Regions from separate parts of the Homo sapiens genome. Here region 1 is linked to region 2. Evidence: chromatin loops called from intact Hi-C (ENCODE). Cell type or tissue: PC-9. All regions are shown on one strand. Each heading gives the region's core, and the rest is flanking DNA. Links, peaks and the distances in the headings are about the cores only. Region 1 holds the start of PURPL (p53 upregulated regulator of p53 levels). Region 2 has its middle 200 kb from the start of CDH9.

Region 1 (5,393 bases), core at 213-5,212, 230 kb after region 2:
AATTACATTGGAAAATGTTCAAAGAATAACCAGTAAAGGCAATAAAAATGCTTCAAAATTTAAAGTAACAAAAAATTTATATTTTTATTCTAAGAAAACACAATAAAATTTGTTGACAATTACTAAAAATATCAGAATATCTCATATATGATTAAGTAAAACTCAGTTGATTGATAGTATACTCAATTAAATTAAGAGCAATAAAATGCTGGTGTACCAAGGGGGTTGATAAATAACACCACTCTTGTATGCCCAAGTTCTTAATCAAATGAGAAACTGGATAAGAAACCAGTAAAGTTAAACCAGATTCTACATGATTAGTGCTTTCTTGTGGGGAAGGGAGCTTATAATGCTAGATTCCAGAATTGTTCAAGGGTGTTCTGTCTAAACAGATTCTTCCCCAGGAATAAGCTGTTTTACTATGGGCCAGAGGAAACAGCAGTGCATATGGCCTTTGAGAATCTCTTAGTTCCAAAGAAAAATAAAACAGAGAGTTGTATTCTTTATAAAGAATTTGTCTTCCTCAACTTATCAATTAACATTAACTCATCTACACATCATGAATAGAATGAAATTAGGAGTGGATAGGTAACAAAGTGTTACAGTGAGGAAGCATCAGTAATAGAGATAGAGCATTCTCTCTTCATGTGAGACAGTGCATCAATGAGGAGAAATCTATTGTATTAATATTACCTCCAAAAATGTTAAGATAATGTCATTAATTATTTCAATGGATGCTACAAAGCCCAGTATAATATGTAAAGATAAAATTGTATGAAATGTCTCAATTTTTATTAACTTGATCATGAAATTAAATAAAAGCAACTAAGTTGTAAAAAATTGGAAAGCCTGATACAAAATAATTTAAATGACATAATTCTATGTCTTCGAAAAAAATTAAAGTTTAAGAAATCAGTTAAGTATAAGTATTTATACAAAGTTTATAACCTGTCCTTATACCAGCAAAGTACTTAGAGAGTAAATGATAGATAACAATGTTTCATTATTGCAACAAAATGGAAGGAAGAAAACAATAAATAGAAAGGGTTCTATAAGACAAATACACGATCAAATGGAACAAAATTAAAGAGCTTTATTTTAATTATATATTTATATGTGTATAATAGGACAAGAAGACTAAATAAAATCTATATTTGTTTTCTTTATATGAACACTAAATAACAAATATTCTAAACCTGTCTATTAAAATTAATTTATTGTTTGGATAAAATTCTTTTTTATAGTAAGTGGAATATCAGAAAGCAGACTTAATAAAGTTATTTTAAAGTTAATCTCAAAAAATAAAAACAAAAGCAAAAATACAACCCTGAAATTCTGGTTCATCTTTGGCAGTGAAAGCTCCCCATAGTCCATCCATCCTACTAATTGTAACTATAAACTTTGAATACTTTTTTTTTTTTTGAGACGGTGTCTCACTCTGTCGCCCAGGTTGGAGTGCAGTGGCAAGATCTCGGCTCACTTCAACCTCTGCTGCCTGGGTTCAAGTGATTCTCCTGCCTCAGCCTCCTGAGTAGCTGGGATTACAGGCGCTTGCCACCGCGCCTGGCTAATTTTTGTAGTTTTTCTAAGTAGAGACGGGGAACTTTGGATACATTTTTTAGAGTAAAAAAAGTAAATTAAAAATACCCTAATTGAAAACTCTGAAAATAAACAAGTTAGTTTTTTTTAAGAGATGCCAAAATTTGAAAAAGCAACTGTTATTAAAGTGATTTGCATTATTTTTTTTTTCCTTGGGATATTTTTTCCCATTCACAGAGTGGAAAAGCATAGGTGACTACAAGTCTTGCTAGACACTCTGCTGTCAATTTGGCTAGGAAAAAAGCAAAAACAAAAACAAGTAATGGACATTCAGTAAATATTAGCAGAGACAAAGGAATGTTACAAAGGAAGCAAATGGAAATTTTTTAAATGAAAAATAAAATATCTGAAATTAAACATTTATTAAGTTCAACAGCAAAAAAAGAATAATAGTAGGAAAATATGTTGAACATAAAATAGTATGTCCAAAAAGCCAGATCTAACTTCTTATTGCCTACAAGGAATCAACTTTGAATATAAAGAAAATGGTACAAATTAATAGATCAATAGCCATTCCCCAATATAAAGAACACAGAACAATGAATGAGACTAAAGAGATACTTTGAAACAGAAAAATAAGGAAACCTCAAAACGTGAAGGACAATATTAAAAGGTCTAACGTATTTGTAATTTCGGTACCCAAAGTTAAAATTGGGGCATACTTCTAAATACCCAAAGACTTTCAAAATCTGCAGTACAGTCAATGACATACATTTACGAATGAAAGAAGCTCAGCAAATTCCAAATAGTGTAAGTGGGAGCAAAATGCCTAGGCAGATAAAAAGGGGTCCCTAGAGAATTTCTGGCCTTCTTCACAAGTGTTTACATTAGATGCTTTTGTGCAGATGAGGGAACCTGCCCAGGGCTTGTCTGGGCATGCCCACAGTGGACTGGAGCCTGACATGCTCACTGGGGCAAGTGGGTGGAGCCATGAGGAATTCATGCCTTGCAAAGGGGAGGAGCCTGCCCTCTTGAGCTCTTGTGGTGACCTGGGAATCAATGTGTGAGGTGGTGCTATGTAGCAGGAACCCCTCTTGCTTTGCAAATAGTTTTTTGTTTGTTTTCCTTTTTGCCCAATAGAGCCCTGCTCTACTGACCCTTCAATGTGCCCGTGTGCCTAAATATTCCTGGTCGTGTGAAAAGAACCCAGGTATTAGCTGAACTAAGGAGCACAATTCTGCAACATTTTGGCACCCAAACACGGGGCTTGAGAAATGGTGAGTAAGATGCGAACAAAAACGCCCCTTTTTTTCCTTTACCTTCTAAGCCTTTGTGTCGTCGGACTTTTTCTGAGAGTAGGGGAAATTGTACCTCCCTCCCCTCCACTCCTGTCTCTTCCAGCGGTCGGGAATATCAGCCTTTTCCTGTTTTTAAGGGATAGACAGGTGAACCAGAGGCTCCCTGCTCCCCTCTTAAGTTCCTCGCCCTGCTGGAGGAACCCATTTCCATAAGAATAAGATTTTCTTCCTGCAGGCATCTTTCCAACTCTGCACTTTAAACTTTTCTGCCTTTCTCTACCCTGCCAGCAGTTAACTTTTAAGTGAGAGTTTTGTTTTTTTTTTTTCCTTTTAGAAGACATTTTACTAGGCCAGGAATTATAAGGATCACTGTTTATATTCTCTGTAAAGTTTTAATTATTAAAAATGATTCATGAGGTTGATTTTAATCTGTAGCCAATCTAGTGTGCTTTGCATGGCTTTCTGTATGGTCAGTAGCAACTTTGCCGCAGGTCTCCATCTAGTTTTACGTCTTTCAAGTGTGACCTGTAACCTCATGGCAATGTTTCGTTTAGCCTCCACCATTTTACAGTGGCAGCTGGGTTCAATCCTGGCTTAAGGAATAAACTCCTTCTGATTTGATATCTGGATGACCTTTGCAATTTGTTGATTCTTTTCCCCTCAACAGCCTTGGATTTTTCTTTCCCTGAGCCTTTAGTAAAGTTTGAAAGCCAGAAATATTGGCTGCTCGGCATAACTAAAACCAGATAACAAGGGATTTAAAACAATTTTCTTAAAGAGCACACAGCTTAATTAAAAGTGTATATCCAAGTTATAGGCATATTTGAAAGGCCTTTATTTATTTAATTTTTTTCCCCCTTGGATTTTGTTTTGCTGGAAAAAGGGTTTTTTCTCAGTTGGCCGAATTCTTTTTCTCCATTTTGTCTTGCCACTCTTGATGCATGCACGTGAGGCTCTAAGGTAACTCTGGGGTGCATGGGACTCCTTGAGAAAAACAGAAGGCACCACTGACCCCTTTTTGGGAAGAAATCTGTTTTCCTCATGGAACCCCAGGAATTAAAAGCAGATAGATCCCTCTCAAAATCTGTTTTTGCTTCCCAATTATGCCTGTTTATTACGCCCTAGAAGCAGCATGTTTTCCTAGCCCTGTCTCTTAAAGGGATCCGCCTGGAGGACAATAATCCTATTAGGAGACTGGCAAATGAAAAACCTTGTGGCTGCTGAGTTTTCTTCTGCCTGGCTGTGTAGTTATATATGTGTTGTATTTGTGATGTTTATAAAAACAGCTCTAATTAATTGGCCTAAAGAAAAATAAGCACTTGGATCAAATATTTTTTAATGGAAAGATAAAAGCTGTGGTAGCTTTTAGTTCTCATGACTTTAATCTTTGAGAAATAAAAACAGCCTTAAAGATTATTTGGTGAAATGCATATGTCATCAAAATTTAAATAGGTGGACTAAATTATGCACGTCAGATACTAGGTTTGCTAAATGTTTTAAGGCTATAAAATGCTTTTTGAGAATGATTCAATTTGCTGGCTTCACAACTGGTAAGGCCCGGAGACATATGTTACTAACCACGCCCTTAGTTGTGCTGGAAGGAGTCAAACCTTGGCTGCCCCTAGCACATAATTAAAACAACTTACCAGGTTTTACTTTAAAGGTAAAAATTGCTAGGAGTTACCATTATAACATGTAATTGAGACCACTAAAAATATATTTACATTTGAGTTATGTGAGAACAGTAAAATATGTTTTTAGTAAAAGATTATAAGAAGGCATAGAAATGTAAAATTCTGCCTAAGGTTAAAAGATTGTTTTGAATTAAATAAGATAACAGTAAAAGTTCAAACAAGTTGTGGAAGGATTGCAAAAATTAACCTTGCAAAGGAAATCCCATGTGTGAACATATTGACTAAATTCAAAGAATATTATATGGTTTTTCTGTAAATTCAGCATTGAAATAAAAGCATAACAAGGCACTCTTAAAGCAGTAAGCTACTCTTCAGCAAAATTTGTAAAGTGTTATAACAGATTTTTGCTTTTAGAATTTCTGAGTCATCATTTTAGCAAAGTAAATAACATGGTAATCTGGAATCCTATTTCATAACATCAAGTATTTTAAATCCCTAACATACTTAACAGCCTTCCCAAAATCAAACTTCAGTTTCAAAATTGTCTTTCTTGATACCAGACTTTTGGATGCTACAGAGGACACCTGCAGCATCAAAAAAAGTAAGGTAAATGGATTATCTGGTATGTTTTAGGTACATGGGATTGACAAAACGGTGTTCAATCCTTTTTCGGTTGTATTTTTGTGAATAATACTAATAGTACTAATAATAATACTAATGTATAGTTCCAAACTTTTATGGGATTTAAAAAATTCTAATGTTTGAGCATATACTATCAATCATAATTATAGCTATTATGTTAAATTATTGTAAACCATGGAGATAACCAAATTTATTTGTCAATCATGTTTCTGACTGCAACTACCCTGGACATTTTGTTACTCACAAACCATTGTTGTCTTGTTTTGATCCTATCCTCTTC
Region 2 (5,393 bases), core at 141-5,140:
ATGGTTATTGTGTTTTATAAAGACAATAATCCTATTTATGAGGGGTCTGCCTTCATTAACTAGTCACACCTCTTAGCAGCCCACCTCCTAAAACCATCACCTTGGGGATTAGGATTTCAACACATGGATTTGAGGGGGGCATAAACATTCAGGGCATTGCACTTAGGTCAGCCCCTCTCTGAAAGGCTACATTTAAAATTATAGAGAGGGGCAATAAAGTGTTTGACCTACATTCAATTTTAAATAACAGCATATATAAAGTTATTAGGGTGAGAAAATGCTACCAGAAAGATACAGAACAGTGTGATCAATGATTAGGTAATAAAAACAAGAGCAGTGTATGATAAATAATGGATTCAATGGATGATTTTTTAAATGGTGTATACTAAGAAGGAGTTATTACCCCATGTATATTTAAAAAATAGGTTTTGAAAGCAAGTGAAACAATAGTTAGGAGTCTATAATCATATAAATAAATAATTACATAAAAGAATGATGGCTTATTTTCCTATTTGGGTGCCTTTTATTTCTTTCTCTTGCCTGATTGGCCTGGTTAGAACTTCCAGTACTGTGTTGAATAAGAGTGGTAAGAGTGGGCATCCTTGTCTTGTTCCAGTTTTCTAGGGGAATACTTCCAGCTTTTGCCTTTTCAGTGTGATATTGATTGTGGGTTTGTCATTGATGGCTCCTATTATTTTGCAGTATGTTCTTTTGATGCTTAGTTTCTTGAGGATTTTTGTAATGAAGAGATTTGGGGTTTTAATAAAAGCTTTTCCCAGATCTATTAAGATGGTCATATACTTTTCTTTTTAATTCTGTTTATGTGGAGAAACATATTTACTGATCTGCATATGTTGAACCAACCTTGCATCCCAGGAATGAAGTCTGCCTGATTATGGTGAAGTAACTTTTTGATGTGCCATTGGATTCAGTTTGCTAGTATCTTTTTGAAGATTTTTGTGTCTATGTTCATCAGGGATATTGGCCTGTAGTTTTCTTTTTTTGTTGTGTCTTTGCCAGCTTTTGGTATCAGGGTGCTGCTGGATTCACAGAATAAGTTAGAGAGTGTTCCTGTCTCCTTGATATTTTGGAATAGTTCCAGTGGAATTGGTACCATCTTTTCCTTGTATGTGTGGTGGAATTCAGCTGTGAATCTATTCAGTCTGGGGCTTTTCGGGGTTGTATTTTTTTTATTACCGATTCAACTTTGGAACTTGATATTGGAGTGTTCAATGTTTCAAATTCTTCCTGACTCAATCTTGGGAGATTATATGTTTCCAGACATTTATCCATTTCTTCTAGATTTTCTTTTGTGTATATACAGGTGTTTGGAATAGTCTCTGAGGATCTTTTGTATTTCTGTGGGATCAGTTTTAATGTCATCTTTGTTGTTTCTAATTGTGTTTATTTGGACTATGTCTTTTTTTTGTTAATCAAACTAATGGTCAATTGATCTTGTTTATCCTCTCAAAGAAAAAGCTTTTGGTTTTGTTGATTCTTTGTATGGATTTTGGGGTCTTGATTTTGTTCAGTTCAACTCTAATTTTAGTTATTCATTTTATTCTGCTAGCTTTGGAGTTAGTTTGTTCTTGTTTTCTAGTTCCTCTAGGTGTGACGTTACATCTTTAATTTGAAATCTTTCTAACTATTTGATATAGGCATTTGGTGCTATAAACATTCCTCTTAAGATTGTTTTTGCTGCATCCCAGAGATTGTGATCTGTTGCATCTCTGTTTCCATTTATTAAAAAAAAATGTTTTTTGTTTCTTCCTTAATTTCATTGTTTACCCAAAAGACATTCAGGAGCAACTTGTTTAATTTCCATTTAATTGTGTGGTTTTGAGAAATCTTCTTGGTATTGATTTCTATTTTTATTTCATTGTAGTCTCTGAGTATGGTTGATATGATTTCAATTTTTTTTAATTCATTGAGATTTGCTTTGTGTCTGAGAATGTGGTTGACCTTGTAGTATTTCCTGTGTGCAGATGAGAAGAATGTCTCTCTTCATGGATGATATGATTATATACCTAGAAAACCCTAAGGACTCCGTGAAGATGCTCTCAGAACTGATAAATGACTTCAGTAAAGTCTCAAGATGTAAAATCAATATACAAAAATAAGTAGCATTTCTATATATCAATAACGTTGAAGCTGAGAGCCAAATCTAGAATTCAGTCCTACTTACAATAGTCACAAACACACACACACACACACAAACACCTAGGAATACATGTAAACAAAGAGGTCAAAGATCTCTACAAAAAGAACTACAAAATGTTGCTAAAATAAACCATAAATGACACAAACAAATGCAAAAACATTCCATACTCGTGGATTGGAAGAACTGATATTTTTAAAATAGTCAAACTGTACAAAGCAATCTACATATTCGGTGCTTTTACTATCAAACTACCAGTGTCATTTTTCACAGAACTAGAAAAAAAAACATTATTCTAAAATCCTTATGGAACCAAAAATGAGCCTGAATAGCCAAAGCAATCCTAAGCAAAAATAAGAAAGCTGGAAGCATCACCTTACCTGAATTTAAACACTATTAGAAGGCTACAGTAACCAAAATAGCACGACACTGATACAAAAACAGACGCATTGTCCAATGGATCAGAATAGAGAACCCAGAAATAAAGCTGCCCACCTACAGCCATCTAATCTTCAAAAAAGTCAACAAAAATAAGCAATGGGGAAAGGACTTCCTATTCAATGGTGCTGGGATAGCTGGCAAGCCATATGCAGTGGAATAAAACTGAACACTTAACCTTTCACCATGTAAAAAATTAAGAAGGATTAAAGATTTAAATGTAAGACCTCTAACTATAAGAATCCTAGATAAAAACCTAGGAAACACTATTCTGGACACTGGCCTTGAGAAATAATTTACGACCAAGTCCTTAAAAGTAATTGCAACAGAAGAAAAAATACTTAACCTCACTAATCATCTGAGAAATGCAAGTCGAAACCACCATGAGATACCATCTCACATGAGTCATAATGACTATTATTAAGAAGTTGCAAAATAACAGATGCTAGTGAGGCTCTGGAGAAAAAGAAATGCTTATACACTGTTGGTAGGAATGTAAATTACTTCAGTCACTGTGGAAAGCAATTTGGAGAAGTCTCAAAGAACTTAAAACAGAACTACCGTTTGACCTAGCAATCCCATTACTGGGTATATATCCAAAAGGAAACAAATCATTCTACCAGTAAGACACTTGCACTGGCATGTTCATTGCAGCACTATTCATAATAGCAAAGACATGGAATCAACATAGGTGCCCATCAACAGCGGTCTGCATAAAGAAAATGTGGTACATATACACCATGGAATACTAGTAGCCATAAAAAAGAATGAAATCATGTCCTCTGCTGCAACATGAATGCAGCTGGAGGCCATTATCTCAATCTAATTTACATAGGAAGAGAAAACCAAATACCACATGTTCTCACTTGTAAGTGGAAACTAAACACTGAGTACTCATGGACATAAAGATGGCAATAATAGACACTGGATGCTACTAGAGAGGATAGGCAGGGAGGAAGTAAGTGTTGAAAAATGAACTGTTGAAGTCTACGCTCAGGGTAGATGGAATAATTTGTACCCTAAACCTCAGCATTATGCTATATGCCCAGGTAACAAATCGGCATATGTACTCTTGAATCTAAAATAAAAGTTTAAAAAAAGGGAAAAATGAATGAAGAAAGGAATAATAGATAAATATCTTATGTAAAAAAATCAAATAATTTATAGAGATATTCTGCCCTCAAAGCGGTGGGGTATAACTTTCCATTTCTTAAGTTGTTGCCTGTATTGACTTTCTTCTATACAAAAAGTATACTATAAAATGGGGGAGAAAGAGTAAATTGTAATGACAAAATCTGAAAAACACTACCTCATCCAGGAGATCAAGATTAATATGAATAGAGATAAGACATATTGAAAATATGTACCCTTGATCTGATGTGATAAGAGTGACGTTTTACCTCTGTGGTCCTCTCCCTAAAATCCATTCCCCAATATAGTCATGAGAAAAATCCTAGATAATTCCAGTTGAAGGCATTGTACATAATACCTGACCAGCACTGTTCAAAACTGTCAAAGTCATTAAAAAATAAAGCCCAAGAAATTGTCACAACCAAGAGGAGTATAAGCAAACATGACTGGTAAATATAATGTAATATCTTATATGGAATCCTGCAACAGGAAAAGAACATTAGGTGAAAGCAAAACAAAACAACTCTGCATAACGTTTAAACTTTAGTTAACAACAATATATCAGTATTAGTCTATTCATTTTGGCAAGTGTAGGATACTAGAATGAGATGTTACTAGTAAAGTAAAATAGGCGAAGGGTACGTGAGAATTCTTTCAACTATCTTTACAGCTTTTTCTGTAAATCAAAAACTATTTTAAGTTAAAATTTTTATTTTAACAAATGGAGTGGAGGACACAAGACTTAAATGTCCCTTTTCTGTTCCATAATCTCATGGAGAATACGACATTACATTTAGTGACCATGTAGGCTCCTTTTGGCTGTGACCATTTCTCAGATTTCCTCCGTTTGGGGGGACATTGATAGTTTTGAGGAGTTCTGAACTGGCAGTGGTAATGCATGTGATTCCAGCTAACTCCTCCCTTTTTTCAGAAATGTTTTAGTTGCTAGTGAGGGTGGTTAGAGATTGTCTAGAGAACAGAATGTGTAAAACTATCATCTCAGCAAGTTAAAAAACTAAAGTATGTGTGAGAATGTGTAGAGGGGAAACATTCTTTCTGAGAAACAGAAAAAAGGATCTGTCTTTAGATTGTGAATGTGAATTCATATATTAGCTTACAACAGTTTATAAGCTTCTGATTCCATTCCTCGGCTGACAATCACAAGGCATAAACCAGACTCATGATTTTTATGCAATATAAATAAAAATGTGAATTTTCTGCGAGACTCAGATAGCATATTGAATGTATAATTGGACCCTTCTGTTTTATAACAGATAATGAAGTAACAAAATATAAGGTAGTGGGGGTTGCATTTTGGGAATTTTGATGAAGGAAAATTTCAATTAAAAAGTGGTGGAGTGAAAATTAGTCAAAAACAGAATCTAAGGTCTTAGTCAAAACTGAACTAGTCAATGACTATGAATGAAATTAAATGAAAAAGGAGTAATCATGAGCTCCAATCAAAAACTATGAAATCAAAGGAACTCTCTGTGAGTGTGTGTGTGTGTGTGTGTGTGTGTGTCTTGAGATAGAAAAGTAAAGAAAATGCATCTAGAATCTATAATTGAAAGGTACATAACACATGTAGCGGAAAGTCTGGGTAGGACTGAGGTGGGAAGATTGCAGGGAACTTACTTAAAAACCTTCCTGATGGCCTGGCGCCGTG

What was found. A loop is a pair of places that touch in the nucleus more often than their neighbours do. Peaks named below come from ENCODE experiments on the same cell type or tissue, not always from the same donor. Only the 100,000 strongest peaks of a DNase experiment are listed, where the experiment ranks them.
Region 1: a loop joins it to region 2, with 4 times the contacts of the local background. A loop is called at or near these places in 2 of 110 quality-filtered maps.

What each region holds. Positions count from the first base shown.
Region 1 is chr5:27,469,704-27,475,096 of GRCh38, forward strand. PURPL (p53 upregulated regulator of p53 levels) reads left to right here and starts at 2,589. Exons shown (of 5, transcript NR_038848.1): 1 at 2,589-2,816. RefSeq lists enhancers at 2,074-3,273, 2,280-2,799, 2,360-2,649 and a silencer at 2,854-3,061. In PC-9, for the core only: no CTCF peak of the experiment used is centred there; no DNase peak of the experiment used is centred there.
Region 2 is chr5:27,239,017-27,244,409 of GRCh38, forward strand. No RefSeq gene overlaps it. Among named protein-coding and RNA genes, the nearest start is that of CDH9, 200 kb to the left of the region's middle. In PC-9, for the core only: no CTCF peak of the experiment used is centred there; a DNase peak (open chromatin) is centred at 3,015; H3K27ac peaks cover 966 bases.